Regions from separate parts of the Homo sapiens genome. Here region 1 is linked to region 2. Evidence: chromatin loops called from intact Hi-C (ENCODE). Cell type or tissue: OCI-LY7. All regions are shown on one strand. Links, peaks and the distances in the headings refer to the core of each region. The heading gives the core; the rest is flanking DNA.

Region 1 (16,552 bases), core at 5,204-10,203, 130 kb before region 2:
CTGCATAGTCTCAAAGTGTCTCCCAAGAAATGTATTAACTGCAAATGGAAAGATAGCTTTACAGTGGAGAAACCCAGCAGAAACCACCTTAACAAGTGATCAAGGTTGCTATCACCAGTAAAGAAGACATACATCGTGAACCCCATGACAAAAGACATATTGTTTCTGTGATATTGTTGTCAAATATGCATAACTCTGGCCCAATCATGAGAGCACATTGTACAAACTCAAAGTGTAGCCATAGAAGACAAAAAGTCTGCAGAACTATTATAGACTGCAGAATAAAGACAACTAAATCTAATGTGCAATCCTGGATTATATCCTGATCAGAAGAAAGGCATTAGAAGAAAAACACGTGGAATTCAAATAAGGCCTGCAGTTAATAACATATATGTCAACCTCCTAGTTTGAATAACTGTCCCATGGTTATGCAAAATGTTAACATTAGATGAAACTGTGTAAGGAACACAGTAGTCCCAGCACCCTATCCCCAGGGGATGCGCCCCAAGACCCCCAGTGGATGCTTGAAACTGCAAACAATATTGAACACTACATATGTACTAAGTTTTATCCTATACATACCTATGATTAAGTTTAATTTACAAATTAGGCACAATAAGAGATTAACAGCAACAATAATAAAATAGCCAGGTGTGGTGGTTCTTGGCTGTAATCCCAGCTACTTGGGGCTGAGCCAGGAGGATGGCTTGAGCCCTAGAGTTCAAGGCTACAGTGAGCTATGATTACACCACTGCACTCCAGCCTGGGCGATAGAATGAGACCTCCATCTCTTAAAAAAAAATAATTATTAAATAGATTATAATAACATTGTAATACAAGCCATGTGAATGTTCTCTCTCTCCCTCTCAAAATATTTTATTATACTGTACTCATCAATTTTCAGACCAAGGTTGACCTTGGCTAACTGAAACTAGAGAAAGTGAAACCTAGGATGAAGGAGGTATGTATATATGTAAACACAAAACGTTTTTTAAAAGGGGTCCTTAAAAATTTTTCTGAAACATTAACAACTCATAACCTTGCAACTGCAATAATGAATGCACTTAAACCAATCTTATGATGAAACTCTATGGTTAATTGTTGTAAAATTTAAATCATGCCAACTTTTACTGAACATCTTCTCTATGTAAATCAGTATAGAATGTGGTGACATAGTGATTCATTTAATAAACAAGTTATGACAAGTATAAAAAGTTGAAGGTTAAACTATTGAAAGAGCTAGTTCAAAACACAAAGCCAGTAATTCTGAAGAGTGATAGTTTTCATATCTTCTGAGATCAGAATACTTTTGCATTTTTTTTTTCTTTCAAGAATGAAGACTTCAACCTCGGTCAGAATATTAATACGTATTAACATTATAACCTCTTGTTGCACAAAATTCCTACAAATTCTTGATCAAAAACATGATGCAATGAAATAAAATTTTCAAGTCCTAACCAAACATAATGCAGTATATATGATAGATATACACTACAAGGGACTCTGTTTTGTTCAGAACAAAACTTTCTGCTGTGAAATGCTCATTTCCCTACTCTAAGATTGGACGTGTAAAGAAGCTATCACTTTTATTCAAATTCCACATCTTCATAGCCAATCTGTTAGATATAAGACTAGACATCTAACCATCTGACCTAAGCTGAGTACATAATAAAACCCCACCCTAGGTCCAATTTATATATTGGTTAGGGTTTTTTGGCTTAAAACAAATTTAAGAAATTAAAAATAAGAGTAAGAAGGAGGTGGTCCGTTTTATTGGAAAGACTGGAAGGATGCTTGGGTAGCTCACAGAACTGAAGAAATAACTAAACCGCCAAGGTTTTTTTTTGTTTTGTTTTGTTTTGTTTTGTTTTTTAAATAATGACAGGAATCAGAGGAGTTCTATAGGCCTTAACAGCACTAATGTATAGACCTTCCCTCTTGGATGCCACTATTTCCATGTCTAGCCAATTTAATTTCTTTGTTTGAGCAGAAACTTTATCTGAATTTTCCATCATTGTATCTCTAGCAACCAAACATGTAACAGGCCTTCAATAAATACTTGCTGACTGAATGAACTAATAAAATTAGTCAATAAAGTAATTCCTGAGTGAGAAAATCAAATTGGCCTAGCTTATTTCAGATATCTATCCCTAGATAATCAACTGATCTGGCATCAGTAGAAGACATTTTGGGGCCTTTTCCGTAAAAGAGAACTTGTCAATTGTGCTAACTGGCATCTATTATATATATAAATATTAAAATATTTGACCTGTAAATTATTTGTCATATCAAATGGAGTTTTCATGTACATTTTAAGTCCTCTAGATTTGCATTTCTGTACCACCCTTAAATTATTTCTATAATTTTTTCTCATAAATAATAAACAAAGGCCATGTGTGAACCAAAATAACTTTAAATGTGGACATTCACTCATGCCATCACCGGAAAAATTAAATAAAAATTACAGGCAGGGCACAGTGGCTCATGCCTGCAATCCCAGCACTTTGGGAGGCCAAGGAGGGTGGATCACTTGAGGTCAGGTGTTCGAGACCAGCCTGGCCAACATGGTGAAACCCCATTTCAAAACAAAAATTTGCCAAGCATGGTGGTGCACGCCTGTAGTCCCAGCAACTTGGGAGGCTGAGGCACAACAATCACTTGAACCCGGGAGGTGGAGGCTGCAGTGATCTGAGATCATGCCACTGCACTCCAGCCTGGGCAACTGAGCAAGACTCTGTCTCAAAAAAAAAATTATAAATTAAAATTATGCTTAAAATCTTTTAATTTATATTTCATTAAGCAGATTTTTCATTCAGTTTTTTTATTCACAACTGACCTATACTTCTTGTGGATTCTTCCCAGCACTGTTATGGCTTACAGAGGAAACTATTTTAATCATGTTTATTTGCATTAATACATTATTACTTGTAAAATGTGCATTGTTAGGATGAATAACCAAAACAAAATAAAATCATTCTGTTATAAAATGTTAAAGTTGTCTCTTTAACTAAATACTCATTTTTTTTTTTTTTTTGAGATGGAGTTTCACTCTTGTTGCCCAGGCTGGAGTGCAATGGCGCGATCTTGACTCACCGCGATCTCTGCCTCCCAGGTTCAAGTGATTCTCCTGCCTCAGCCCCCCGAGTAGCTGGGATTACAGGCATGTGCCACCACGCCTGGCTAATTTTGTATATTTAGTAGAGACGAGGTTTCTCCACGTTGGTCAGGCTGGTCTCGAACTCCTGACTTCAGGTGAACCACCTGCCTCGGCCTCCCAAAGTGCTGGGATTACAGGCGTGAGCCACCGCACCCGGCCCCAACTAAATACTCTTAATTAAAATATTTTATATAACTCAGTCTTATCAGTAAACAAGTTACTGCTAAAAGTAAAAAGCCAACTCTTAATTAAGATATTTTATATAACTTAATTAAAATATTTAAATTATTTTATACTTAATTAAAATATTTTATATAACTCAGTCTTGTCAGTAAACAAGTTACAGCTAGAAGTAAAAAGCCAACTCCAAATTGTTTTTATAAATTTGTAAAATTAACTCTTCTACTTCATATGATCATAATTCTAAGTTTCAGTAACATCTATACAACTGTGTTTATGTGTTTTAATGTGTAACATTATTATGAAAGTCTAGCTCTTAGAAAACCATTAGATCATTCCAACCTTCACGCTGAAATGAATTACATGAAATTAGCTGAGAAGGAATGACTTCTGCTGCAATTCCACACAGGCACGTGCGCACACACACACACACGTTTATAAAGCTACTTCCATAAGTCACAAGTAGAGAAAAAGGCTCAATAAACAAGTTAAAAATGTGTGCTTCAGAAAGAAAAGGGCATAGAAAGAAAATGTATCCTTAAATCCAAATTGAGGTTTCAGAAGAACCCTAACCAGGGACTTATAACTGAGGTTAGAACTAAGAAGTAAAATTTTAAACCTGAAAGGCAATTTTAAGCCTGAAAGATTAATGTAATTTTAAGAACAGGCTTTTAAATGAAAACCTCTGTAGGTAAAGTATTAAGATAAAGTATTAAGTATGAAAAGTAACACTTTATATTTAGTACATACTTTGACATGCATATATGTCAAGAAATCATATATTTGTAGCAACCTTACTTACATGGAATTGGTACAAAGAATAACTTCATGAAAATATTTTTATTCAATTCTTTCAGCAAAGAAAAACAATTCCGTTTTCTACACTACTCAGCTGAATGGTACTAATGATTCATCTTATGTCTCCACACAAATATGAGAGAATAAAATTAGTTTACAACATTCATTTTTAACAGAGTTAAATTCCCAAAAATATGATTTCTTGGCATCTTAAATCTAGCAGCATGAAGCTTTTTTTTTTAAACAAATGATTAAAGTAAAGACGTTTAAACCGTCTACAATAATAGAGAAAGTTAGAAGAACCACTTATGAGGACTGGAGGCTGGGTGTGCTGGCTCATGCCTGTAATCCACCACTTAGGAAGGCGGAGGTAGGAGGAATGCTTGAGGCCAGGAGTCCCGAGACCAGCCTGGGCAATATAGTGAGACCTCATTTCTACAAAAAGTCAAAAAAACAGCTGGGCCTGGTGGCATACACCTGTAGTCCCAGCTACTCGGGAGGCTGAGGTGGGAGAATCACTTGAGCCTGGAGGGTTCAACTGTGCCACTGCACTCTAGCCTGGGTAACAGAGTGAGACCTCGCTCAAAAAAAAAAGGATTGGAGAAATAAGTAATCCAAAGATTACCTAAGCCAAAACCACACAAAACTCAAGACTTCAAAAACTGTGTTACCAAATACATATATATGCTTTGGATATCATGCAAAGCCTACATCTAAATAAATAAATCCCACATCAAAGGAAATATAGTGCAAATCAGCAAAACAAATAATCATCAGAATGTACAGACAACCCACAGAATGGGAGAAAATAATTGCCAACTATGCATCTGACAAAGTACTAGTATCCACAATCTCCAAGGAACTCAAAGAAATCAGTAAGAAGAAAACAAATAATCCCATCAATAAGTGGGCAAACGACATTTTTGAAAAGAAGATATACAAATGGCCAAAAAACATATGAAACGCTGCTCAACATCACTAATCATCAGGGAAATGCAAATTAACACCGCAATGAGATATCACCTTATTCCTGAAGGAATGGCCATTAAAAAGTCATAAAACAATACATGTTGGCATGGATGTGGTGAAAACAGAAACTTACACCCTGCTGGTGCAGATGTTAATTAGTGCAGCCTCTATGGAAAACAGTACGGAGATTCCTTAAAGAACTAAAAGTAGGTCTACCATTCAATCCAGCAATCCCACTACTGGATATCTACCTAAAGGAAAAGAAGTCATTATATGAAAAAGACGCAGGCACATAAATGTTTGTTGCAGCACAATTCACAACTGCAAAGGTATGGAACCAACCTAAGTGCCCAATGACCAATGAGTGGATAAACAAAATGTGGTATATATACACCATGGAATGCTACTCAGACATAAAATGGAACAGAATAATGTCTTCTGCAGCAACTTGGATGGAACTGGAAGCCATTATTCTAAGTGAAGTAACTCAGGAATGGACAACCAAATACCCTATGTTCTCACTTATAAGTAGGAGCTACATTATGAGTATGCAAAACCAATCAGGGTGATGTAATGGACTTTGGAGACTCAGTAGGGGGAGAAGGGGAGGGGAATGTGGAATAAAAGACTACATATTGGGTACAATGTACACTACTTTGGTGAGAGGCAAACTAAAATCTCAGAATTCACCACGATATAATCCACCCATGTAACCAAAAACCACCTGTACCCCAAAAGCTCTTGAAATTTTTAAAAATTAAAAAATAAGAAATATAGTACAAATGGTTACATAATAAAGAGCTAGTTAATACGCCACTTTTAGAAACTAAAGATCCTAATACTCCTTCAAAGACTAAATAAGCCGGGCATGGTGGCTGTAATCCCACCTGTAATCCCAGCACTTTGGGAGGCCAAGGTGGGCAGATCACCTGAGGTCAGGAGTTCGAGACCAGCCTGACCAACATGGAGAAACCCCATCTCTACTAAAAATGCAAAACCGGCTGGGCATGGTGGCATATGCCTGTAATCCCAGCTACTCAGGAGGCTGATGCAGGAGAATCGCTTAAACCTGGGAGGCAGAGGTTGCAGTGAGCTGAGATCGCACCATTGCACTCCAGCCTGGGCAACAAGAGCGAAATTCCGCCTCAAAAAAAAAAAAGGAATGCACTCTATTATTTTTTTAAATGACCCAAACTAAAGTTTAGTAAGAGAGATTTGTATCATGGGTCAAAATGTTAAAAACAAAGTAGCTGCAACAGTATTCTTAACAAAATAATTAACAAACAAAAAGCATTATTAAAAAGATGATAAATTGGGCATGGTAGCATGTGCTGGTAATCTACCAGCTACTCAAGAGGTTTCAATGGTTAGGATCATTTGAGCCCAAGAGTTCAAGATCAGCCTGGGCTGTAAGACCTCTACCTCAAACAAACAAACAAAACAGGATGATTACAAATTGTATCTACTAACAAACTGTATTCAACAAGTTCATATTAAAGTTTTATTTCCCATCACGTTTCTAATCCAACTAAGAAATAATATCGTATGAATGCTTTACAAGTTTCAGAAAGTAAAAAAGTAAAACTTAGAAAGAACATTCCATAAAATTAGAGACTCCAATTTAAGAGCAATGCCCCCTAACCCTAACTGTTATAAATATTGTTCAGAATTCAGGTGGCTATCACCGGAGTAGGAAAAGTACCAAAGAACAGATAGGAGGAAAGGTAGAAACACAGAAGAGAGGAAAGAGAAGCATATTGTAGTATTTACAGGGTACATCAAATAGGAGTCCAATCAAAAAAACAGAAACCTCTCCATATATTTAATAGAAGACATAGCTACTAATACAGGAAATTTTCCAGCACACATTTGGACCATGGAAGGAGGAGCTCTCTGATAAGAGCTAAAGTCACAAAGGACAAGAAGCCCCTACCAGAGAAATAGCCTTTACCAGACATGACAACCAAAAAATACCCTGGCTTCTCCCTTCTACCTGTCCTCCAATCTTCCGCTAGTATCTGTCAATGGCCAAACTCATGCAGAAGCCTGTGGCTTGGCCCTTAAAACAGAAACAGAGGAAATGAAAATTGAGAAACAGAAAACCAAACAGGCAAATGATAACACAAAGTATCTTCCCAAAATCTCTTCTGGTATTAGTAGACACTACAAAGACCTTAGATCCTATTGCTTATTCATATCATTCCTTGTATAAACTATTCTTTTCCTGAGAGGGTAGAAATACTCCTGTATTTCTAACTTTAATGCTATTTTTTAAAAATCCATTATGATATCTAAAAATGTGAGGACTATATCTAAGTAGCACAAGCCCTTCAGGATTCCAAGGGTCATTTATCCTAGTGGTTAGATCTTAATCACTGGCTAGAGATTTTAATCCCCTAAAAAAAAACCAGCCTCCCACCTCCACCCCAAGACCAATTAAATCAGAACCTCCAAAAGTGGGGCCCACACAGTGGTAGTTTTCTTAAAACTCCCCAGAGTGATTCTAATACGCAGCCAGGCTTGAGAACCACTGGTTTATCCAAAATATTGCTGGAATTTAAAGGATTAAAAACCAAAATTTGCTCAACAACACCCTAAGGTCTCAGCCAGAAGAGGGCAGCAAGGAACTATTCTGGAAGGCCACAAAAGAAAAAATAAGATGCCCTAGTACCTTAGTCCCTTAGGAGCTGTGCAGAGGGGGGAAAAGCCCACCGAGGTTCAAGAATTTTGGGATAAATGCCATGCCTCAAGTGGGAACTAATGAATGAATGGTAAGGAACCAAGCAGAGATAAGCCCCCAAGCAGGGTAAGGTGAAGGAACAAGAGAGAGCCAGTAGATGGTCAGAAAAGTACCAGGCACAAAATGCCACTCAATTGTGCTCATTTTCCAGTCATCCTGATTTCCTTAGCTAATTACTTTGTCTTACTCTATTACTGAAAGATGCATAAAATCCTTTTTGAAACAAGTCTGAAATTAAGGGGATCACTTAAAATATGACCCAGACACACCTAATCTTGGCTAGCAGATCAGTCATTTACACACATTATCAGTAATACTACAAATGTATAATGTTTAAAGGAGATCTAGAATGAGTAAACTAGTGCAAATCTACCATGACTACTAGAAAAATAGCTCTAAGCACACGGGACATCATCAGTCTTCACATATGAAGAGAGTGTATCTACTATTACTAACATTATTGCTGCTAATCACAAAACAATAAAAACAAATAAATTGAACTGTGTAACCTTTAGGAACTCAGATTGGCACTGAATCACCTGTCACTTACTCATGATAAATAAATATACATGTGTGTCTGTGTGTAGAAAGGAAGCAATTACTAAAGAATATTCTTAAAGATATTTAGCTTTAAGATTTAATAAACACAGCTCTCCCTCTCCCTCTCCCCACGGTCTCCCTCTCTTTCCAAGGTCTCCCTCTGATGCCGAGCCGAAGCTGGACTGTACTGCTGCCATCTCGGCTCACTGCAACCTCCCTGCCTGATTCTCCTGCCTCAGCCTGCCCAGTGCCTGCGATTGCAGGCGCGTGCCGCCACGCCTGACTGGTTTTCGTATTTTTTTGGTGGAGACGGGGTTTCGCTGTGTTGGCCGGGCTGGTCTCCAGCTCCTAACCGTGAGTGATCTGCCAGCCTCGGCCTCCCGAGGTGCCGGGATTGCAGACAGAGTCTCGTTCATTCAGTGCTCAATGTTGCCCAGGCTGGAGTGCGGTGGCGTGATCTCGGCTAGCTACAACCTCCACCTCCCAGCCGCCTGCCTTGGCCTCCCAAAGTGCCGAGATTGCAGCCTCTGCCTGGCCGCCACCCCGTCTGGGAAGTGAGGAGTGTCTTTGCCTGGCCGCCCATCGTCTGGGAAGTGAGGAGCGCCTCTTCCCGGCCGCCATCCCGTCTAGGAAGTGAGGAGCGTCTCTGCCCGGCTGCCCATCGTCTGAGATGTGGGGAATGCCTCTGCCCCGCCACCCCGTGTGGGATGTGAGGAGCGCCTCTGCCCGGCCGCGACCCCGTCTGGGAGGTGAGGAGCGTCTCTGCCCGGCCGCCCTGTCTGAGAAGTGAGGAGCCCCTCCGCCCGGCAGCCGACCCATTTGGGAAGTGAGGAGCGTCTCCGCCCAGCAGCCGCCCCGTCCGGGAGGTGGGGGGCAGCCCCCGCCAGGCCAGCCGCCCCGCCCGGCCAGCCACCCCGTCCGGGCGGGAGGTGGGGGGCAGCCCCCGCCCGGCCAGCCGCCCCGTCCAGGGGGGGAGGTGGGGGCCAGCCCCCACCCGGCCAGCTGCCCCGTCCGGGAGGTGGGGGGGGGGGCGCCTCTGCCTGGCCGCCCCTTCTGGGAAGTGAGAAGCCCCTCTGCCCGGCTGTCACCCCCGTCTGGGAGGTGTACCCAACAGCTCACTGAGAACGGGCCATGATGACGATGGCGGTTTTGTTGAATAGAAAAGGGGGAAACGTGGGGAAAAGATAGAGAAATCAGATTATTGCTGTGTCTGTGTAGAAAGAAGTAGACATAGGAGACTCCATTTTGTTCTGTACTAAGAAAAATTCTGCCTTGGGATGCTGTTGATCTATGACCTTACCCACAACCCGGTGCTCTCTGAAACATGTGCTGTGTCCACTCAGGGTTAAATGGATTAAGGGCAGTGCAAGATGTGCTTTGTTAAACAGATGCTTGAAGGCGGCATGCTCCTTAGGAGTCATCACCACTCCCTAATCTCAAGTACCCACGGACACAAACACTGCGGTAGGCCGCAGGATCCTCTGCCTAGGAAAACCAGAGACCTTTGTTCACTTGTTTATCTGCTGACCTTCCCTCCACTATTGTCCTATGACCCTGCCAAATCCCCCTATGCGAGAAACACCCAAGAATGATCAATTAAAAAAAAAAAATACAAAAAAAAAGATTTAATAAACACAATTTTTCTGTACCTTCTGACAGAAAAATATGAAAAAAAATTCGAACTTTCTCAGGACTTTTTGTTTTTAGCTACTAATAGAGAATTAGCCCCCTGCTTTTAGCTTATCCAAAAATAAATACAGCAATACCACCTCTTTCTATACTACCACCTTTTTCTAGGGGTTGAAGACTAGAGGAGAATCACTACCTTGGAAGAGAAGAAATCAATTATCAATTGAAGAAATCAATTATTTTCACTTATGGAACTTACTGACTTTAGGCAATGGATATATGACTTCATATCTTTTAGAGAATGCTTGGGAAAAAAATAAAACTGTATGTTCCAATCCAAAAACTTATCTACAACTACCTATAACCTATATTTACTTTGAAAAAAAAATCTTATTGTACAGACTAGCCTCTCTTTTCAATGATCATTAGGAATCTCAGAGCTGTAGTTTTGTTTTGTTGTTGTTGTTGGTTTTTGTAATTCACCTGTAAATCACAGCTGTCTAGCTGAACACAGCATCCAGGCAAGCCACGTATCTTACCCAATCATGTGTCCAAACTTCATATTTTATAATTATCTGCATTATCTCAATTTGTATTACCTTAAAACTACTTCAAGGGGAGGCTCGATTCTACAATGAAGCTCTAAAATGTGCAATGTTAGGTTACTGTTTTTGTAATTCCACAGTAAAATTCCATATATACCCTTGAGGGTAAGGATTATGCTTAATCATGATCATGCTTAAGGATCCAAGTATCTTAATCATCCGTGTACAAACTTCATATTTTATAATTATCTGTGTTATCTCAATTTGTATTACCTTAAAACTACTTCAAGGGGGAGCCTCAATTCTACAATGATGCTCTAAAATATGCAATGTTAGATTACTGTTTTTGTAATTCCACAACAAAATTCCGTACATACCCTTGAGGGTAAGGATCATGCTTAATTTATCTTTGTGTCTGTCAATATTTAGCAACATGCCACTATTGGTAATGCACACGGTCCCAACAAGATGTTTTTCCTTCTTATTTTTTTCACAATATGTATCTTACATATATTGCAATACATTAAACTAGATGTATAGAACATTTATGGCAGCATTACTTACAATACTCGAAATATGAAAATAAACCAGATGTCCATCAGTGATAAGTGGGTGAACAGTTACATACATATAATGAAATATTAGTCATAAAAAAAACTCAAATATATATACTATAACTTGGATGAATCTTGAGACCATTATGTTAAACGAAAGAAGCCACACAAAAAAGGTCACAAATTGTATGATTCCTTTTTATGATACATTCAGGACAGGCACATCCATATAGAGAAAAAGCAGATTAAAAGTTATGAGGGGACCTGCTTAGGGGGAGGTTAGGGAATGATTACCTAATGGAGTATAGGGTGTTTCTGGAGTGTGATGAAAAAATTTTGAAACTAGAAAGAGCTGTTAGTTTTGGTTGCACATTATGAATACACTAAATAACACAGAAAAGTACATTTGACAATGATTATTTGACTGTGAAGTGATTTTCACCTCAATTAAAAGAATGTATTTGAAGAAAAATATGTACAATTTAAAGACTTAGAAAATGAGTACTTAAATAACACACCACCATGATGATGGGAAATAAAACTCTTCCACCACCCTCAGAAATCTCTCAAGTGTTCCTTCTTGATTCTCCCTTCCACAGAGATAAAAACTATCCTTCCGGTAATCATTTCTTAGCTTTTCTTGTTTTATCAACAATATATTCTTATTCAAACAATATTAAACAATATAGTAAAATTTCATCATAGTATATGTTTTCCCTTGATTTCTTGTACTCACCACTGTATTTGTAATATTCATCACATCTGTAGTTCATTTTATTGCTTGTATAGTTCAAGGAATTTTTTTTTTTAATGGACAGAGTCTCACTCTGTTCACCCAGGCTGGGGTACAGTGGTGTGGTCATAGCTCACTGTAACCTCAATCTCCAAGTAGATTTTTTTTTTTTTATTAAATAGACTCTGTGCATGTCTTTTCATGGCCTGATAACTCATTTCTTTTTATGGCTAGATAATATTGCATCGTCTGGATGTACCACAGTTTGTTTATCCATTAACCTACTGAAGGACATCTTGGTTGCTTCCAAGTTTGGGCAATTACAAATAAAGTTGCTACAAACATGTATCGGCAGATTTTTATGTGGACTTAAAGTTTTCAGTTCATTTGGATAAACACCAAGGAACATGACTGCTGGATCATATGGTAAGAATATGTTTAGCTTTTAAAGAAACTGCCCAAGTGTCTTTTGAAGGTTATTATTTTGCATTCCCACCAGCAATGAATGAGAATTCCCATTACTCCACATACTCACCAGCATGTGGTATTGTCAGTGTCTGGAATTTTCATCACTCTAATAGGTGTATAGTATCTCACTGTGGTTTAAATTTGCATGTTCTCTAATGATATGTGGAAACATCTTTTGAAATGCTTGCTTGCCATCTGTATATCTTCTCCAAGGAGGTTCAGATTTTTTTGTCCATTTAATTGTGTTGTTCATTTATTATTGAGTTATAAGGGTTCTCTGAATATTTTTGGATGCCAGTTCTTTTTCAGGTATGTATTTTCCAAAGATTTTCTCCCAGTCTGTGACTTATCTCTTTAGTCCCTAAACAGTAACTTTCACAAAACGTACATATTTTATTTTAACGAAGTCCAACTTAACAACGTCTTTCTTTCATGGAGTATGCTTTTGGTGTTTTGTCTAAAAAGTTATCACCAAACCTAAGGTCACCAGATTTTCTCCTTTATTATCTTCTAGGAGTTTTACATTTTTGTGCTTAACATTAAAGGCTACAATTCACTCTGAGGTAGTTTTTGTGAAAAGTATAAAGTCTGTGTCAAGATTCTTTTTTTTTTTTTTTTTGGTGGCGTGGAGGGGAATGAGATATCCTGTTATTCCAGTGCCACTTGTGGAAAAAATTACCGTTTTTCCTTGTCTCTGCTCCTTTGTCAAGGATCAATTTACTATATTCGTGGTCTACCTATGCGCTATTTTGCTTCAATGATCTATTTATTCTTTCAACAATACCACAATGTCTTGATTACTGTGGCTTCATAAGTCTTTAAGTACAATAGTGTCAGTCTGACTTTGTTCTCCTATAATATTGTGTTGCCTAGTCTAGGTCTCTGACCAATATAAACTTTAGAATAACTTTGCTGATAGCCACAAAATAACCTGCTGCGATTCTGAATTAAATTACACTGAATCTATAGATCACGTTGGGAAGAACTTGACATCTTAACAATATTGAGTCTGCCTAAGCATGAACATGGAATATCTGTTTATTTAGATCTTCGATTTTTTATTTTTGTCATTTTCCTCATATAGATCTTGTACTGTACTTATGTTGCAAGATTTATATCTAAGGACTTTAATTTTTTTGTGCTAATATAAATGGTATTGCAACACTGCTATAGTCTTTTATTTTTTTTGGAGACAAAGTCTTGCTCTGTCACCCAGGCTGGAGAGCAGTGGCGTGATCTCAGCTCTCTGCAACATCCACCTCCCAGGTTCAAGCGATTCTCCTGCCTCAGCCTCCCGAGTAGCTGGGACTACAGACGTGCACCACCACGCCCAGCTGATTTTTGTATTTTTAGTAGAGACGGGGTTTCACCATGTTAGCCAGGCTGGTCTTAAACTCCTGACCTCAGGCAATCCGCCCACCTCTGCCTCCCAAAGTGCTGGGATTACAGGCGTGAGCCACTGCACCCAACCTGCTATAATCACTTATTAGTTCCAGAGCACTTGTGATTTGTTGGGACTTTCTACATATACCAACATGTCATTTGTGAATTAAGTTTTATTTCTTCCTTCTCAATCGGTATACCTTTTATTTTCTTTTCCTGTCTTATTGCATTAACCAGGACTTCCAGGATGATGCTGAAGAGTAGTGAGAGGGGACATATTTGCCTTTTCCCTAATCATAATAGAAAAGGATCTATGTTCTCATTAGTAAATATGATGTTAGCTGTAAGTTTTTTGTAGATTTTCTTTATCAAGTTGAGGAATTTTCCCCCATTCCTAGTTTCCTGAGAGATTTTAATCAAGAATGGATGTTGGATTTTATCAAATGCTTTTTCTGCATCTACTGATATGACCATATGATTTTTCTTATTTAGACTGTGGATGTGATCGATTACATGAATTGATTTCCACATGTTGAACCAGCCTTGCATACCTGGAATAAATCCCACTTAGCTATAGTATGTAATTCTTTTTATACATTTTTGGATTTGATTTGCTAATATTCGGTTGAGGATTTTTACATTTATATTCACAAAAGATTTTGGTCTGTAGTTTAGTTTTCCTTTCTTGTATGGTCTTCGGTATTAGGTACTCTTTGGTATTAAGAGTAATGCTGAGTTAAGAAGTATTCCCCCTGTTTCTATTTTCTGGAAGAGACTGTAGAGAACTGGTATAATTTCTTCCTTAAATGCATAGTAGAATCAGGGAGATTTTTTAAAATAAAACATTTAGCTTTTAAAGTAGAAATGTAGGTAATAATATGCATAATGTTAATTACAAAATAACACTGTAGTTGACCCTTGAACAACATGGGTTTGAACTGCACAGGTCCACTTACACAAGAATTTTCTTCCACCTTTGCCACTCCTGAGACAGCAAGACCAACTCCTCCTCTTCCTCCTCAACCTATTCAATGTGAACACAGCAAGGATGAAGACCTTTATGATGATTCACTCCCATTTAATAAACAGGAATACATTTTCTATTCCTTGTGATTTTCTTAATAACCTTTTCTCTAGCTACTTTATTGTAACAATACAGTACAGAATACACATAACATACACACAAAATTTGTGTTAAGTGGCTGTTAATGTTATCGGTGAGTCTTCCAGTCAACAGTAGGCTATCAGTAGTTAAGTTTTTTAGAAAGTCAAAAGTTACATGTGGATTTCCCACTGTGCAGCAGAGGCGCTGATGCCCCTGATCCTCTCATTGTTGAAGGGTCAACTGTAGCTACCTATATATAAACCCCTTAGCTGGGTGTGATGGCTCATGCCTGTAATCCCAGCACTTTGGGAGGCCGAGGCGGGTGGATCACCGTGGTCAGGAGTTCGAGAACAGCCTGGCCAACATGGTGAAACCCCGTCTTTACTAAAAATACAAAAATCAGCTGGATGTGGTGATGCATGCCTGTAATCCCAGCTACTCAGGAGGCTAGGCAGGAGAAACGTTGAACCCGGGAGGCAGAGTTTGCAGTGAGCTGAGAGCACACCATTGCACTCCAGCCTGGATGACTAGAATGAAACTCCATCTCAAAAAAAAAAAAAAAAAATCTAAAAAAACCTCTAATATCTTCCAGGTAATGATTTCAATACTTTAAAAATTATACCTGTGTACTATTCACAACAAAACATTATGTTTTTAACTCCCTTATTAGTACATTATTACATTTTTTTTTAAGTGAGCTCAAATGAAGTAACTTGTCATGTAGCTATGAATAAATAAAAGATCTGGTCTTTCAATCCAAGTATATTTAACTGTAGCAGTTCTATTTCCTCTAGATTTTATTATTAAAACAAGCAAAAACTGGGGATTAGGAAGTAAAAAGAGAAGTAAAATAAAAGAGCAGAGACCTTAGCAATTCAGTCTTAGGAGAGAGCTGAGACATCACATGTTGCAATTGTGTTTATTCTACACATTTTGAGAATCACAGCAAAGTGGTTAAGCATAAGACTGCTGGAGTTTAAATCTGGTTTCCATCACTTGCTAAACATGTGATGGGCCATTTGTCCTATGAGAGTCATGTTTCTTCCTCTGTAAAATGGGATGATTAACATTACTTACCCATGTAAGAATTAAATTGTCAAATTAAATAATTCATGTAAAAATTTAAATTCAGAAATTCTTTTTCAATCATTTATCCTTGCTCTTTAAAATGACAAAATTTATTCAAGAAACTTAGACTATAAATGTCCTGAAACTTAGACTATAAATGTCTAGAAACTTGTTCATTACCTAAAAATTCACTTGACAACTTGAAGCCCACAACTCACTTGCTAATTGTGATTAATATAACCCTCTTCATAATATAAGGTACAAAATATGACAGGTCTTTTCATGGCATTACCATCTGGAATTTCAAACCACTAAATTGTGAATGATTTCAATGTTATATAATGTATTTTTACTGTCCAAAGATTCAGGGGTGAGGAAAGAAGGTCTGTTTTGCAATTACTGAATATATGCTACTAACTCCTTAAATTCAACTAGCAAGAACATGTTACTCAAAGTGTAAAGAGAAAACCATGTAGAAGTATAAACCTCTCTAAATGCAGGGTAAGTTACAACAGAGATGCATCGAGCACCATAGGGTAATATATTTTTTCTGGTGAAAAGTATTCTTGGTGGCAACCTATAAAGAAGTCAATCCTCCCCTAACTAAGCTACAGGTTTTCTAATAACATAAAATCAAGGTAGGAGAGCCAAAAAAGTCAGATCACAGAAAGTGATTTAGGGTA
Region 2 (16,552 bases), core at 4,658-9,657:
AACTGCTTGCTCTAAGGCAAAGACTTACGGAGGTACTTGTTTTTCCTTTGTTGCAAGAAGGAGATAAATGCCAGTTAAACTTCAACTTTTGTGGCAGCAACGTATGACCCCAAATAACTAGCAATTGCAGAATGGACTTAGGGGAAAAGGGGGGGCTTCCCCCTCCACCAGGATTTTTTTTTTATTTTTTGAGACAGAGTTTCGCTCTTGTTGCCCGGGCTGGAGTGCAATGGTTCAATCTCAGCTCACTGCAACCTCTAACTCCTGGGTTCAAGTGATTCTCCTGACTCAGCCTCCCGAGTAGCTGGGACTACAGGCATGCGCCACCATACCCGGGTAATTTTTATATTTTTAGTAGAGACAGGGTTTCACCATGTTGGCCAGACTGGTCTTGAACTCCTGACCTGAAGTTATCCACCCACCTCAGCCTCCCAAAGTGCTGGGATTACAGGCGACAGCCACCGCGCCCAGCCCAGAATTTTTATTTGATGACAGGAATTACTAATTTCTCAACCATTAGTCAATCTATGACATACTGGACTAGTTAAGGCCATATTTTATCAAATGGAGGCTTGCATCAGTACTCTTTCCAATGTAATGATATAAATCTAACTCAAACCAACCCAAGCTAAAAATGAAATTTAATAGCAAACCTAACTGAAAAGTCCCAGAGTTTTCTGGCTTTGGGCATGGCCTGGGACAGGAATTGGCAAACAACAGCCCATTGCCTGATTTTGTAAATAAAGTGCTGTTGGCACACAGCCATGCTCATTTTTTTTAAAAAACATATTATCTAAGGCTGCTTTGAAGCTACAAAGGTAGGGCTGAGTCCTTGCAAGAGAGCCCTCATAGCTGACAAAACCTAAAATATTTACTGGCTGGCTCTTTTCAGAAAAAGTTTGCCAGCTGCTGGTCAAGGGGCTCAGATGATGTCATCAGTATTCTCTGGCCATCTCTTGGCTGTGATCTTTCTTTGAGATGGCTTCACTTTCAGGCTTTACATGGTCCACAGCAGCCCCATGTTGATATTCCTTTCTGCGAACAATCCCAGGTGAAAAAGACCAGTTCTTTTCTGGTAACTCTTGCAAAAGTCCTTGCATTTACTCTAAACTGACAACTTCAGTGAGGTACCTATCTTTGATTTGATGTCTTGTGGCAAGGAGAATGGAGTCACACTGATTGGCTTGGCCTACGTCACAATGCCTTCCCTGGTGCTAGGGTTGGGTCAGCCAAGCCAAGTCACATGGACTGAGTATCAGGGAGAGGTTCTCCAAGGGGAAGGATGTTAGCAAGCCAAAACAACAAATGCCCATTATAAAAACTTTCCCTCCACTTCTTGGTTGGTCACATTCTGATCTTGGACATTTCTTAAAGCATATCAGTGAGATCTTTGTGTGATTTCAGACCCTTAAATCAGTTACTATTAATAACAATGACCAGTTTTTGATGATGTTCAGTGCCAGACACTATGCTAAGCACTTAATAAACATTATCTTGTTTATCCTCCCAACAACTCTAAAAACTGGGCATTTTTATTTCCATTTTACTAATGAGGTAACTAAGAATGAGTTTAATAAAAACTTGCCCTAAAGGTCCCAGAGTCAGGATTGGAAGCTAGTTCTGCCTAACTCCAAACTTGAGCAATGCTGTCTTGCCTCTCCAACCTAGTAGAGCCTCACATTTCTGAGAATGTCCCGCCACACTCTCACCATCTGAATAATGCATGAGCACGGAACTGGGGACCAGGAGGCCTGAGTTCCAGTGAACAGCTCTGTCACTAACTTATTGGATGACTTTTAACAAGTTATTTACTCAATTTATGCAGTATCAGTTTCCTCATCTGTAAAATGAACAGATTAATCTGGAGTGATTTTCAAACTATGCTCTATAGAGTGTAGCAACTGCTGTAGCAGTGCCTTAGAGTCTGCCATAGGGAGCAAGGGAACACCCCAAAATTGCTCCCTCACATTTATTTTATTTATTTATTTATTTTTGAGATGGAGTCTTGCTATGTTGCCAGGCTGGAGTGCAGTGGCATGATCTTGGCTCACTGCAACCTCCGCCTCCCGGGTTCAAGCAATTCTCCCGCCTCAGCCTCCCCAGTAGCTGGGACTACAGGTGCACACCACCACGCCCAGCTAATTTTTGTATTTTTAGTAGAGACGGGGTTTCACCGTGTTGGCCAGGATGATCTCAATCTCTTGATCTCGTGATCTGCATGCATCAGCCTCCCAAAGTGCTGGGATTACAGGCGTGAGCCCCCGCACCTGGCTTTCACATTTATTTTATCATATCATTGCTATTGCTTTCTACTGGGCTTCTTCTCTTTTTTTTGAGACGGAGTCTTGCTCAGTTGTGCAGTGGTGCAATCTCGGCTCACTGCAAGCTCCTCCTCCCGGGTTCATGACATTCTCCTGCCTCAGCCTCCCGAGTAGCTGAGACTACAGGTGCCCGCCACTATGCCCAGCTAATAATTTTTGTATTTTTAGTAGAGACGGGGTTTCACCATGTTAGCCAGGATGGTCTCGATCTCCTGACCTCATGATCCACCCGCCTCGGCCTCCCAAAGTGCTGGGATTACTGGTGTGAGCCACCATGCTTGGCTTCTACTGGGCTTCTTCTTATGTCTAATATATAAAAAATAAAGGTGCCTGCAAAAAAAAAATTTTTTTAACCATGAGACTAGAAGATCTTCAAGATCTCTGTCAATATTCTTTGCTTGCTCTTGCAAAACCCATCCTCCCTTTTCTCCATCCTGTTCTGTGCCTTGGGTGGCTGACCTGTATGGACTCCGCATCAACAGCTTCCCTGTACTATGGCTTCCCATCGTAGGCTAGAGCAGCAGCAAAACAAAGGGCAAAAGGAGAGAAATGTTAGGTATTAATTTCCCTGGCTGTGTGGCTGAGTTCAAAGACCCCAACTCATGTTCACTGGCCCTCCTTTTCAGCTCTTTCTGAGTTTGGGGAACTGCTCCATTCTCTGGTCCCACCTGATTTGGGGATGACAATGGCTCACTACTGTTGGTAGCCCTTGGGTGCATCACCATCCTTTGCTTTGTTGTTGCAATGAAAATGTGCCCCATTGGCCGGGCGCGGTGGCTCACACCTGTAATCCCAGCACTTTGGGAGGCCGAGGCAGGCGGATCACCTGAGGTCAGGAGTTTGAGACCAGCCTGGCCAACTTGATGAAACCCTGTCTCTACTAAAAATACAAAAATTAGCCAGGCGTGGTGGCAGGTGCCTGTAATCCCAGCTACTCGGGAGGCTGAGGCAGGAGAATCGCATGAATTCGGGAGGCAGAAGTTGTAGTGAGCCGAGATTGCACCATTGCACTCCAGCCTGGGGGACAAAAGCAAGACTTTGTCTCAAAAAAAAAAAAAAAAAAAAAGAAAAAGAAAAAGAAAATGTGCTCAATTTCTGTCTATACCCTTGTAAATAGTTTCTTCCTTAAATACTCCTCATCCACCCATTTTAAGTGGACCATCAGAACCTTGACTGTATAATCTGTTAGGACTTCAGGATTTATGGTTTTATGCATAGTAAAAGTCACCTATCCTTCTTTTATATCCATTCTCACACCACTTTAGTGTCTGCTAACTGCCAGGAACAGTAGGCAGTGGATATTTCCTTTAGCACTAGCATTCTTTCAACCTATGACCTAAAACCCTTCATTGGAAATTATTTTAGTGCTCCCTTTTCAGCAGGAGCGGGCAAAAGACAGCAAAATAAACTGACATCTGGAGATTGTTTTTCAAAACATCTAAAAGGATAAACACATAAACACATACTTTTCTCAATCATTGTTGCTTTTATTCCTTCATTCCTTCATTTAACAAACATTTATGGAGTGCCTGAAATATTCTAAGCACTGTGTTTGGCTGTAGTGATATAAGTCCAGCATATGTGTGAAGGATTTTACAGTCCCATGAGGGAAAGACAAATAACTGAGGAATTTACCTATTGCACTCACTCAAGGAGGAATACCCATTTCCAGAATGATTCACTTTTAGACACTGAGATATCTTACAGCATTAAAGATCGCCCAGTGTCAAATATTTCATTAAGGGTTGCAATGGAAATGTGGTGCTTAACTTCAGTTAATCTGAAAATAAATTTTACTGTTAAAATGTAATCTGTCTCTAGTTATAGTAAATTCTCATTCATTTGGAGTCTACTGATGTAGATTTTAAGGAACTCACTAAGGTATTCATCTTTGCCATTGATTAAAATTTCTAAATATAATTCTTTCCTCTGTAGATTATAAGCATCTTCTTCATTAACATAAGGAATCTAACTCAAAATTTAAGATTATTTATATTTATATAAATAACTAAAATATAATGGGAAGATAAGAGAACTGTGAGAGGTGTTCATACTCAGAGAAAGAAGGGATTATATCCATTGGAAATAAGGAGATAGTATTTAAATTGTGAAGGCCAGAGAGGATTGTTTGGGAAATATTGGAAGGGGGAGATCAAGTGTTCCAAGAGAACAATGTGTACTAATCAAGAGAAGAATGTGACCAACAGCCTGCCAGAAGGAAAGTAGAGAATGTGCCTCAGACGCTACAAAATAGTTCAGTTTGATTAGAATGTAGGTGTGGGAGACATCTGCTGTTTTTGTCATCCAACCACCACAATCATTCATTCTTTGAGTAGAAAGATGCCCCAAATTGTATTTGGAGAATAACCCCTCCCTGCTGTTAAATCTCATCAGGTGTGAGAGAGGTTGACAATCTTCAGCTTCAAGGGTAGGCCCTAATTGGCCAAAGTGATTGGTTCAGTGATGAGCAGGTGACCCAATTTAGACCAATGAGAATCAGACCCAAGACTTGTGTTTGAATGTGGCAAAGATTGAGTTAGAACTCAGCTGCGAGAATTCTCTTTCTAATGGACTGCGAATGGAGCCAGCACAGAAGAAAGACATCCAATGATAGAGTGAGAAATTCGTTCCTAATGAAGACATTTCTGAAGCTGAAGTATTCCTTGAGTATTTCATCAATCAACCAATTATTACTTTAACCAATACATTCCCTTTGTTTGCTGTGCCAGTTTTGATAGGGATTTCTGTGTCTACTTTAAAATACGTTGCTCAGGACAGGCGCGGCAGCTCACGTGGGTAATCCCAGCAGTTTGGGAGGCCAAGGCAGGCAGATCACCTGAGGTTGGGAGTTCGAGACCAGCCTGACCAACATGGAGAAACCCCGTCTCTATTAAAAATACAAAATTAGCCGGGTGAGGTGGCACATGCCTGTAATCCTAGCTAACTCAGGAGGCTGAGGCAGGAGAATCACTTGAACCCAGGAGGCGGAGGTTGCGGTGAGCCGAGATTGCACAATTGTACTCCAGTCTGGGCAATAAGAGCAAAGCTCTGTCTCAAAAAAAAAAAAAAAAAAAGTTGCTCAAAGAGTTGAATCTGAAGATCTCAGAGGATCCTTACTACCAAGATATCTTTTTGATTGCATGACCCGCCTGGGTTGGACTTTGATGTAACTTGTGGACAGAATGAGGATGATGCTGGTGCAGATCCCTTCTAACCCTAGGAAGCATCTAGAGTGTGTTGCCATGGAAAGAGCATGGACTTCAAATACATAACGTATTTGTGCTTGCTCCTTAGTGGCATGGTCTTTGGGCAAGTCACTGAATATCCCCTCATATGTATAATGGTGGTGACAATAATTCTTATTTCATTGGTTGGGGAATATGTAAACTACATAGTATGTAAAGTTCCTGGCACACAATGGGTATTCCGTAAAAGTTCACTTTTTTTTGAGACAGAGTCTCGCTCTGTCGCCAGGCTGGAGTGCAATGGCGCAATCTTGGCTCACCGCAACCTCCAACTCCTTGGTTCAAGTGATTCTCCTGCCTCAGCCTCCTGAGTAACTGAGATTAGAGGCACACGCCACCATGCTCAGCTAATTTTTGTATTTTTAGTGGAGACAGGGTTTCACCATGTTGGCCAGGATGGTCTCAATCTTCTGACCTCGTTATCTGCCCACCTCGGCCTCCCAAAGTGCTGGGATTACAGGCGTGAGCCACTGCGCCCGGCCAATTCACTCTTTTTATTATGGAAGGCAGCCAAAGAGGAGCAAGGCTTTTGAATTAGAGAGACCGGGGTTCAAATTCTGACTGTACTCTGGCTAGCTATATGACCCTCAACTAGACAGATGGTTGTTACAGGAGGACAGGGACCATGTCTGTCCTTATTCCTACTGAATGCACAGTGTCCCTAATAGGCATTCGGTACATGTGTAAATTATTTAAATTTTCTGAGTCTGAAATTTTTAAATTGAGTTAATAAAATATATAGTAAAAGACTGTTGTAAGGAATAAATAATATAACATACATAAAACACTTAACTGAATGCCTGGGCCACAGTAAGTGTTCAGTAAATAATAATAATTGCAGGTAATTTTTATTAAGTACTGACCACATGCCAGTCACTATTCTAAACTCTCTAAAGCCTGGATGACAGAGTGAGACCCTGTTTCAAAAAAAAAATTATAAAAAACTCTGCATATATTGACTCATCTGATTTGCAAAATACTCTGTTCCCATTTTACAGGTAAATAAACTGAGGCTCTATTTTTATTATCATTGTCAGAAATACTTTTTTTTTTTTTTTTTTGAGATGGAGTCTTGCTCTGTCTCCCAGGCTGGAGTGCAGTGGCGTGACCTCGGCTCACTGCAAGCTCCGCCTCCCGGGTTCACGCCATTCTCCTGTCTCAGCCTCCCGAGTAGCTGGGACTACAGGCACTCGCCACCACGCCCAGTTAATTTTTTTTGTATTTTTAGTAGAGACGAGGTTTCACCGTGTTAGCCAGGATGGTCTCGATCTCCTGACCTTGTGATCCGCCCACCTCGGCCTCCCAAAGTGCTGGGATTACAGGCGTGAGCCACTGCGCCCGGCCTCAGAAATACTTGATGCCATTTTGGGCCCCATGACTCGTGAATCCAGCTCTTTCTGTTCTTAATGTTTGGGTCTCTCGACGCATCTAATTCAGGTTCCATTAAATGATGTCTTATCTTTTTCTTTTTTATATTACTAGGAAAAAGTAAGCGTTTCTTTCTTTAAAACACAATGAAGACATTTCTCTCAGTCCTCCTCTTTCCGCCATGATGTCCAGGGGGTGAGGTTGGGCCGTCAGAGGTTCTGTTGCCTGGCAGGAACCCTTTAATTCAAAGATGGCCAACAACTCAATGAGCCAGCCGGCCTTTGCTCTCTCCTGGCTGAGCTGAAGCAGCAACCAAGGGCCTCCCATCTCCAGGTCTCTCGCTCTTGTTCTTTCCCTGAGTTGCCTGCTGCCATCTGCTGGCCATATTAAGTTAAAATAATCATCACGTTGATGTTTTCCAAGTTTCTAAATGAGGCTCTGACTGCGCAGGGACTCAGGCAAAGCTGGCTCCAGCCTAATTTCCATTCAGGAACAAGGGCCTCACCGGTCAAATCAGAAACACTCTCAGGCCATTATCTCCATCCTACAAATGTGCTATCTTGTCCAGCCTCACGTTTCATACTCCCTGCCCATCTCCCACCAATCCTCTGACATCCTTTATCCATTAGGCTTGCGCAAGACTCGTATTACCATGACAATCATCCACTTAAAATTTTTTTTTGGAAACAGTTCTACACAGAAAAATTATAAGAATAGTACAAAGAATTCCCCTTGATCCGTCTCCCAGTATCAATTTAAATTTTTTCAGTTGCCTCAGCAGCTCCTTTGTAGCAAAGAATCAGTCCAGGGTCATACATTGCTCCAGTTGTCATTTTTTTTGTTTGTTTTTAGTATCTTTCAATCTGTAAATTGCCACCCTATCCTTGACCTTCATAACTTTGACATTTTAAAAAGTTACATGCCAGGCATTTTGTAAAATGTCTCTCAATTTGGGCTTGTCTGATGTTGTCTTATGCCTCAGTTTAGGCATTTTTTGGTTAAAATATAACAGATGCTGTGTCTTTTCATTACGCATTTTTTGGTTAAAATATAACAGATGCTGTGTCTTTTCATTGCATACAATAAGATTGTACTATCTTATCTGGTAGTACACCCTTATTGGACTGTTTCTGATGGTGTTAATTTTGGTTACTTTCACTAAGATAGTATCTGTCAAGATTTCTCCACTGTAAACTTACTTTTTTTCTTTTGTAATGGTGTTAGTCTCCTATTGTTTTTGCAACAAATTACCACAAACTTAGTGACTTAAAACAACACAATTTTAATAATCTTACAGTTCTGAAGGTCATAAGTCTGAAAGGAGTCCCACTGGGCTACAAGCAAGGTGTCAGCAGGGCTGCGTTCCTTCTGGAGGCTCTAGAAGAGAATCTGTTTCCTTGTTTCCTCCAGCTTCTATTCCTTGGCCCCTTCCTCCATCCTCAAAGCCAGCAGTGTTGCATCTTCAAATCTTTCTCAGACTCTGACTCCTGTTTTCATCATCTCATCTCCTTCTCTGATTCTGTTGCTACTGTCTTTCACTCACAAGGACCCCTGTGATTACATCAGACCCACCTGAACAACTTCCCCATCTCCAGATCATTAATTTACTCACACCTGCAAAGTCTCTCTTGTCCTGTTCACAGGTTCTGGGGATTTGAATGGAGACATCTTTGAGGGGCTATGATTCTGCTCCTCAGCAACTTTGAGACTGTGGAAATTCCTGTTACTTACCCCACTTTCACACGTAAGTTTTAGCATCCTTTGATGCTTCCTGCCTAATTGTTGCTATAATTATTACTGATGCCAAATGGTGATTTTCTAACTCTATAACTCCTTTTACATTTATTAGTAGGCTTTCTAATACACAAAGGAAGTTTCTCTCCTCCCCCTTTATGGAATAATTCATTTATTTATACCAATGTGGACTCATGGGTTTCTTATTTAGTTCAATAGATTATGCTTTATTACTACTGGCATTTTTTGATGTATGAATTGTTGCAGATTTGACCAGTGGGAGCCCCTTCAAGCTGCCTTTTGTGTCCTTTTAACATGTCCTCATCTTGCTTGAACACCTCCTTATTTTTGGCCATAAAAAGATAGATAGTCTAGACTCATCTTGTAATTTCCCTGCCCCAATCCTGGAATCAGCCATTTCTCCAAGGAGGCCTGGTTCCTTTTGGTGGAGAGAGGGGTTTGCAAACCAACATCTGGGTAGTAGGTGTACTCATTGCTCCCAGTTCCTTTCAGTTGACAGAGCTGGAAAATACATGCATGTATATGCACACACATTTACATCTCTATTTCTCTATTTGTACATATTGAAAACCAAGAACTTCAATACCTCCAATTTCAATTCAACACCCAAGGGTTTGTTCAAGTTTTCTTCTTTCCATATTTATGCTTCCCTTGTGAGAAATCTGGTTTAGATTAACCTTTGATATATTTACGTATGTGTCCAATCTTCCTGTGTGTAGCCTATCTTCTCTGTCTCTCTCTTTCTCTTTTTTTTTTTTTTTTTTTTTTTGAGACAGAGTCTCACTCTGTTGCTCAGGCTGGAGTGCAGTGGCATGATCTCAACTCACTGCAACCTCTGCCTCCTGGGTTCTAGCGATTCTCCTGCCTCAGCCTCCCAAGTAGCTGGGGACTACAGGTGCACACCACCATGCCTGGCTAATTTTTGTACTTTTTGGTGGAGACAGGTTTTCACCATGTTGGCCAGGCTGGTCTCAAACTCCTGATTTCAAGTGATCTGCCCGCCTCGACCTCCCGTGTTGGAATTATAGGCATGAACCACTGCGCCTGGCCTCTAGCTGATCTCTTTGGCCCTGCTGGACTACTGTTCCTTCTTATATAGGCTATCCCGGCTCAGGCCTGTCTCCTCCACTCTGCCTGCCTTGTTTGGGCCTACCTAATGGCTTTTTGAGGAATGAAGGAAGGGAGGAAGGGAGAGAGGGAGGGAGAAGGAGAAAGGGAGGCAATAGTTTTTTTCTAAGGGAAGGAAAGGAAAGAGATGATCATGTACTTCTGTAGTTTTTACTTTCTTTCTTTTTTTTTTCTTGAGACGGAGTCTTGCTCTGTCACTCAGCCTGGAGTGCAGTGGCATGATCTCGGCTCACTGCAACCTCCGCCTCCCAGGTTCAAGCAATTCTCCTGCCTCAGCCTCCTGAGAAGCTGGGACTACAAGCGCCCGCCACCATGTCCGGCTAATTTTTGTACTTTTAGTAGAGACGGGGCTTCACCATGTTGGCCAGGCTGGTCTCGAACTCTTGACCTCATGACCCGCCCACCTCGGCCTAGAATTCAAAGTGCTGGGATTCCAGGCATGAGCCACCACACCTGGCCTAGTTTTTACTTTCTTAGAGTTTTAGAGATGGGGTCTTGCTCTGTCACCCAGGCTGGGGTACCGTGGTGTGATCATAGCTCATTGCAGCCTCAAACTCCTGAGCTCAAGTGGTCCTTCCACCTCAGCCTCCCAAGCAGCTGGGATTACAGGAATGAGCCATTGCACTTGGCCAATCACATAGGTTTTTTTTGTTTTTTTTTTTTTTTTTTGAGATGGAGTCTTGCCCTGCCGCCCAGGCTGGAGTGCAATGGCACAATCTTGGCTCACTGCAACCTCCATCTCCCGTGTTCAAGCGATTCTCCTGCCTCAGCCTCCTGAGTAGCTGGGATTACAGGTGCGCACCACAATGCCCAGCTAATTTTTGTATTTTTGGTAGAGACAGCATTTCACGATGTTTGCCAGGATGGTCTCAATCTCCTGACCTCATGATCCGTCCACCTCGGCCTCCCAAAGCATTGGGATTACAGGCGTGAGGCATCACACCCAGCCCAGTCACGTATATTTTTAATGGACCTCTTACCACTATCGTAATAAATTCTTTGTTTGATGGTTATTTTCTCCACTAAAAGAAAAACTCCATGAAGGTAACAACCATGCCTGCTTTGCTCATTTATGGATTGAAACCCAGGGCCTAACACAATTGCTCTTTACGCCTAGCACATTGTAAGTACTTGAGGTTTTGGATAAATGATTAGGTTGTGTAAAACAGCAATAGCAAAATTACAACTATTGAACAGTTTATAACACAACAGACATAAACAATTACTAGTATTTACATAGTCCAAATAGTCTGTGAGCTTTCCAGACTAGAAACCAAACTATGACACCTTTTTATGTTCTCTAAGGCTGAGTGCCCTGGGGTAAAGAGATCTTACTTACTGAGCTTTTGTTGTTATTAAATATTTCTTTGGTTTTGGAGTTTCATATTGTTTAAAATAGATTTTTTTGAACTAAGAATTTCAATACCAAGCTGTATTTCAAGACAATTTCAAATATTACTGTCCTGTAGCATTTGGTAAAATTGATGTTGGCTAATGTCTTAGTCCACTCATGTTGCTATAACAAAAGATGCCCTAGACTGAGCCGTTTATAAACAGTAAAATGTATTGCTTACAGTTCTAGAGGCTAAGTCCACAATCAAGTTTCTAGCAGATATGCTGTCTGGTGAGGTTTCTCTGCTCCACAGTTTGTGCTTTCTATTAATAGTTGTGTCCTTACATGGCAGGAAGGACACACAAGCTCCCTCAGGCCTCTTTCACAAGGCACCAATCCCACTGGTGAGGACTCGCCCTCATGACCTAATCACCTCCCACATACCCCACCTCTTAATACTACCACACTGGGGACTAGGTTTCAACATACAAATTTGGGGAGGTCACAAGCATTCAGACCATAACAGTCACATAGGCAAGACAATGGTATGTTCCAGAGTTTCGTTGTGAGAAATCACTGTTATCATACTTAGCAGCGTGGCAACAAAATGGGCATATTCAGTTGCTTCCAGGCCTGTCCCATCACTCTCCTACAAATTTTTGTTAAATAGCTGTAATCATTTGCCCCCAACTTCTACCAGCAAATGTCAGAGCCAGTCTTTACACTACATGTGTTTCCCCTTTCCTCTCTCTTTTTCTCTCTTAGACACAAAGTCCTAATGCATTTGTGCTTTCCCCAAGTAAAAGGCGTCCGTTTCAGTGACTGATGGAAATAAACAGCTAGACTCTTTCAGAGGACACATTAGGAAGTAATGGAACGTGCCGAAACACAGCTTTCACAAGGGCTGAAAGTGATTGCTCAGCACAAAGGCTACAACTTCAGGCATAAAGAGCCATGCCTTTTTGCTTCTTGTCAAGGTTTTTTTTTTTTTTTTTTTTTTTTTGAGATGGAGTCTCGCTCTGTCGCCCAGGCTGGAGTGCAGTGGTGCAATCTTGGCTCACTGCAACCTCCACCTGCCAGGTTCAAGCAATTCTTCTGCCTCAGCCACCTGAGGAGCTGGGACTACAGGCACGCGCCACCACACCTGGCTAATTTTTGTATTTTTAGTAGAGATGGAGTTTCACCCTGTTGGCCAGGCTGGTCTCGAACTCCTGACTTTGTGATCTACCTGCCTCAGCCTCCCAAAGTGCTGGGATTACAAGTGTGAACCACCTCACCCGGCCTGTCAAGGTTTTTTTTAAAAAAATTAGTGACTCCATTTTTATTGTGATTACTTTCACACTGTCCCATCTGCAACTAGACTTCCTAATCCAATCGTTCTCAACCCTGACTGCCTTAGGAATGATCTAGAATCATTTCTTTAAAATACCAGTGCCCAGAAACTATGAGCAAAGATTCTGATCTCATTGGTTTAGGAGGGGCCCAGGCCTAAGTCCATTTTAAAGAGTCCTGATGATTCCTCTGTGCAGCCAGGGCCCACCCCACACCTCCCAACTCCCCCTTGATCCTTGTCCAGGTGTGTGAGAGTACAACCAAGAATACCCTGGAACCTGAGCTTTCCCTTGAGCCACACTGATTCTCAACCTGGGTACACATTAGAATCGTCTAGGGATCTTTCCAAATCCCAGTGCCAGGCTGCTTCCCAGATGAATTACGTCATACTCTCCAGGGGTGGAACCCAGGATCTGTATAAGTTCCTCAGGATATGAAAACAGGTAGCCAAGTTTGAGAGCTACTGAGCTAGCATGTTTCCATAGGGTCTTCTGAGACACTCAAACTACCAGTGGTAAAGGATGAGCTTTGGTTTTTTGTGTGTGTGTGTGTGTGTGTGTGTGTGTGTGGTCGTTATTGCTTTTAACTTTCAATCCTTTGTATTTTACAAAAATGTCAGTTAGCAAAGAAATAACTCACTAGAAAGATAAGATGAAAAAGCAGACACAACATACAAACCTAGATTTTTTATTAGATTCAAAGACACAAAATTGCTATTAAAATTTTCTAAACAGTCTCAATTTCTGTACTTACCTTGTCATAGACTATAATAGTTTGCACACTGAAGCTGGTCTTTGGGCTACACTTTAAGTAACACCATTCTGAGAAATACATTTACAAGGGATATAAATAGGTGTTGTGTGGTGGTGTGGGGGGATGGGGCTAAAATAGATTTGATAAATACAGCAAGTGATATCCTGTTTAGGACATCAAAGGCCCTAGGCTATTAATGACTCTGAGAAGTTCTGAGATAACAAAAACTGTTTAGCTTCATTTAATTCAGTGTTTCCCAATCTTATAGGATGGGGACACTTGCCTGACCCCAGCCCAGCAATACCATTAACACATTTATGAAGTATCTTAGTATGTTTGGGCTACTATGACAAAAATACTATAAACTAGGTGGCTTATAAACAACAGAAGTTTATTTCTCACAGTTCTGGAGGCTGGGAAGTCCAAAATCAAGGCTCTAGCAGATTTGGTGTCTGATGAGGGCCCACCTCTTTATCGATGGCACCTTCTCATTGTATTCTTACATGGTGGAAGGGGCCAGCAAGCTCCCTTGGGCCTCTTTTTATAAGGGCACTAATCCCATTCATGAAGACTCCACTCTCATGATCTAAACTCCTCCTAAAGATCCCACCTCTTAATAATGTCAGTCATTTTTGCATGGGGGATTACATTTCAACATATGAATTTTGGGGTAATACAAACTTTCAGAATATAGCATGAAGTGTAATCTGTTTAATGATTTATTCTCAGTCATATAAAGCATGCTGACTCACTAAAAAGAGAGATACATCTTTATCAAACTGTCCCCACATTGCCCTCTACCCAGCTGTGCCTCATTCATCTGTGGCTTGACTCTCAGTGACTGGCATTAGCAGCAACCCAGTGACCAAACTAGAGTTCTCCCTCTTTCTCATCCTGATATCCTGACAGTCACCTAGCCTGGCCAGTTCTTCCACTAAATGTGTCTGAGTCTGTTCACTCATGTCCACTGGTGCTACCTGGTTCAGGGACACCTAAACATCATGGTTTCTCTCTCAGGTAGTTGAAACATCTTTTTTACTGGTCTCCCTGTCTTTTGTGCCCAGCCTTCCTTTCTCTGCCCTTCACACCGGAACCAGAATGATTTTTCTAAAATTCAAATCTGATCATGTCACTCCCCTGTCCTTTGACTTCAGTGTCTTCACCCTGACAAAGAATGCTTATTAGGATCTGCCTCTGCCTACCCCTCCAGCCTCAACTTTCATCACTTCCCACTTAACTTTACTGAACTGTTAGCAGTCCCCTAAATACATGGGAGCTTCCTCCAGCTGTTCCCACCTCCCTCTCTGACCCTGTCCTCTCTGGCTAATTCAGCATTCAGGGTCAGTATAGAGGTCCCTTCCTTGAGAAGCTCTCCTTACCCACCCAGACTAGTGTTGTGTCCCTCTTCTGTGATCCCTCAGGACCACTCATCATACATACTGTGTTGTGATTGGCTGTTGACCCTATTTGAGGAATCATCTAGTTGAGCTCCTTCAGGACAGGGTTTGTGTTTTTTTGATTGTTCTAGCCTTAGCACCTGGCCCCCTGCCTAGCACAGACAAGATAATTCAGTACATGCTTGTTGGAGCCAGGCATGGTGGTACACACTTAAAAATCCCAGCTTCTCAGGACGCTGAGGTGGGAGGATTGCTTGGAGCCTAGGAGTTCAAGTCCAGCCTGGGCAACATAGTGAGACCCCAACCCCCATCTCAATTTAAAAAATTACATACTTGTTGAATTAAGTAATTAATTAATGAGCAAATGAATTGCATACCATTCTATTCCTGAACCACAGAGGCCCTGGAAGAGCTCTGACGAATGCACTTTAGTGTCTCAGAAAGTCCCCAGTCCCAGCCCCATACTTGTATTCCAAACGTCATCATCAATCACTAGTTACTTGAGGGTTCTGCATTATCCTTTTCCCAGAATTCTATCTCTACGCAGCTCCTTCAGCCTGACACCTCTTTTGGATCATCTGCCTGGTTTGTAATTTAGGTTTTGCTTTTTTGAAGCTGCCTCTCAGATCATTCTTAGAGCCATAGTTCACATCCCAAGGTATATCTGAGCTCTCCATTTCCCAACCTAAGATCAGCAATTTGGGTTCTCACTTTTCCTGGGAGGAGTTAGGGCATCTATTGCTGAGCCATTGCACCTATTTAACACATTCCTCCAGGCCAGGATGACCAGGCCAGTGTAGCAGACTCTCTGAGACTTTCAGAATCATAAATCTGCCAGGCTGGTTACTCTCTGTGCCTACTCTCCCTCCCTTCTCTGCCCTGCCCTGTGCAGCACGCTGACTTCCACATACTATGGTTTTCTGATGGATTTAACTAGCGAGATACCAGCAGTGATTAGTGGTCAGAGGAGAGACAAATCTGGAATATATTCCTTTGCTTTTGCCTGCTGGGCTAGGATTTTTGTAGTGCCTGAATTCCTCCATAACTACAGCTCTTGTGGGCTGGCTCTCTTCCAGGGCTCCAACTCTCACCAGCTTCTAGTAACACCATTCCCTACCCTTGTTCCTTTCAGGTGGGGATCAAGGGTGGCAATGGCTCCTTGCTGATGTGAATCCCTGGATGCTTCATGGTCTCCCTTAACCCTGTCCACACCTCTGTACATAATCTCTTGATTACACTCCTTTTAATTCACCCATTAAGTTCACCATCTGTGTCTTACTGCGACCCTGTCTGGTGAGATCCTCACCTAGTACAGTAGCTTCACTTCACAGCACAGAGGTTGAGCAAGTAGAACTGAGGTCTCCTGGACAAGTCCATGATCTTTTCCTCCCCACCATCATCACCTCACTTGTTCCAGAATCTAGAATAGAAATATTAAGCATATAATAATAATAATAATTAATAGCTATCATTTGAATTCTTAAAAAATATGCCACAAGTTGTGACAAGTGTTCTACATAAATGATTTCATTTAATTCTCACAGCAAGCCTGTGACACAATGCTGTGAGGCAGGTTTTATTTATTATTTTTATTTTTTAAATGAAAAACTTGAGTCTTAGAGAGATTAAGTAATTTGGCACAAGTCATGCAGCATAGAAATGGCAGAGCAGGGATTTTTGTCTGACTGCTTGACTCCAAAGCAGGTACTTTTATAACTAGTAGGTTATTTGCTCTTGGGATCACCCCATCACACTGACTTTTTTTTCTTTTCCCCCAAGACAGAGTCTCACTCTGTCACCCAGACTGGAGTGCGGTGGCATGATCTCAGCTCACTGCAACCTCCACCTCCCAGGTTCAAGTGATTCTTCTGCCTCAGCCTCCCGAGTAGCTGGGACTACAGGTGTGCACCACCATGTCTG

What was found. Peaks named below come from ENCODE experiments on the same cell type or tissue, not always from the same donor. Only the 100,000 strongest peaks of a DNase experiment are listed, where the experiment ranks them.
Region 1: it touches region 2 in a loop (5-fold over the local background); 91 of 110 quality-filtered maps call a loop at or near these places.

What each region holds. Positions count from the first base shown.
Region 1 is chr1:86,956,608-86,973,159 of GRCh38, reverse strand. All of the region lies in intron 1 of HS2ST1 (heparan sulfate 2-O-sulfotransferase 1), which reads right to left. It overlaps LOC124904211 (a long non-coding RNA gene), which reads right to left and starts at 3,068. Exons shown (of 2, transcript XR_007066207.1): 1 at 1-3,068. In OCI-LY7, for the core only: CTCF peaks have their summits at 7,500 and 7,700 (motif pointing right); a DNase peak (open chromatin) is centred at 7,719; H3K27ac peaks cover 533 bases.
Region 2 is chr1:86,824,536-86,841,087 of GRCh38, reverse strand. It overlaps LOC105378831 (a long non-coding RNA gene), which reads left to right and starts at 15,179. Exons shown (of 3, transcript XR_947561.2): 1 at 15,179-15,217. RefSeq lists an enhancer at 7,176-7,325. In OCI-LY7, for the core only: a CTCF peak has its summit at 7,342 (motif pointing left); DNase peaks (open chromatin) are centred at 7,277 and 8,487; H3K4me3 peaks cover 2,734 bases; H3K27ac peaks cover 2,202 bases.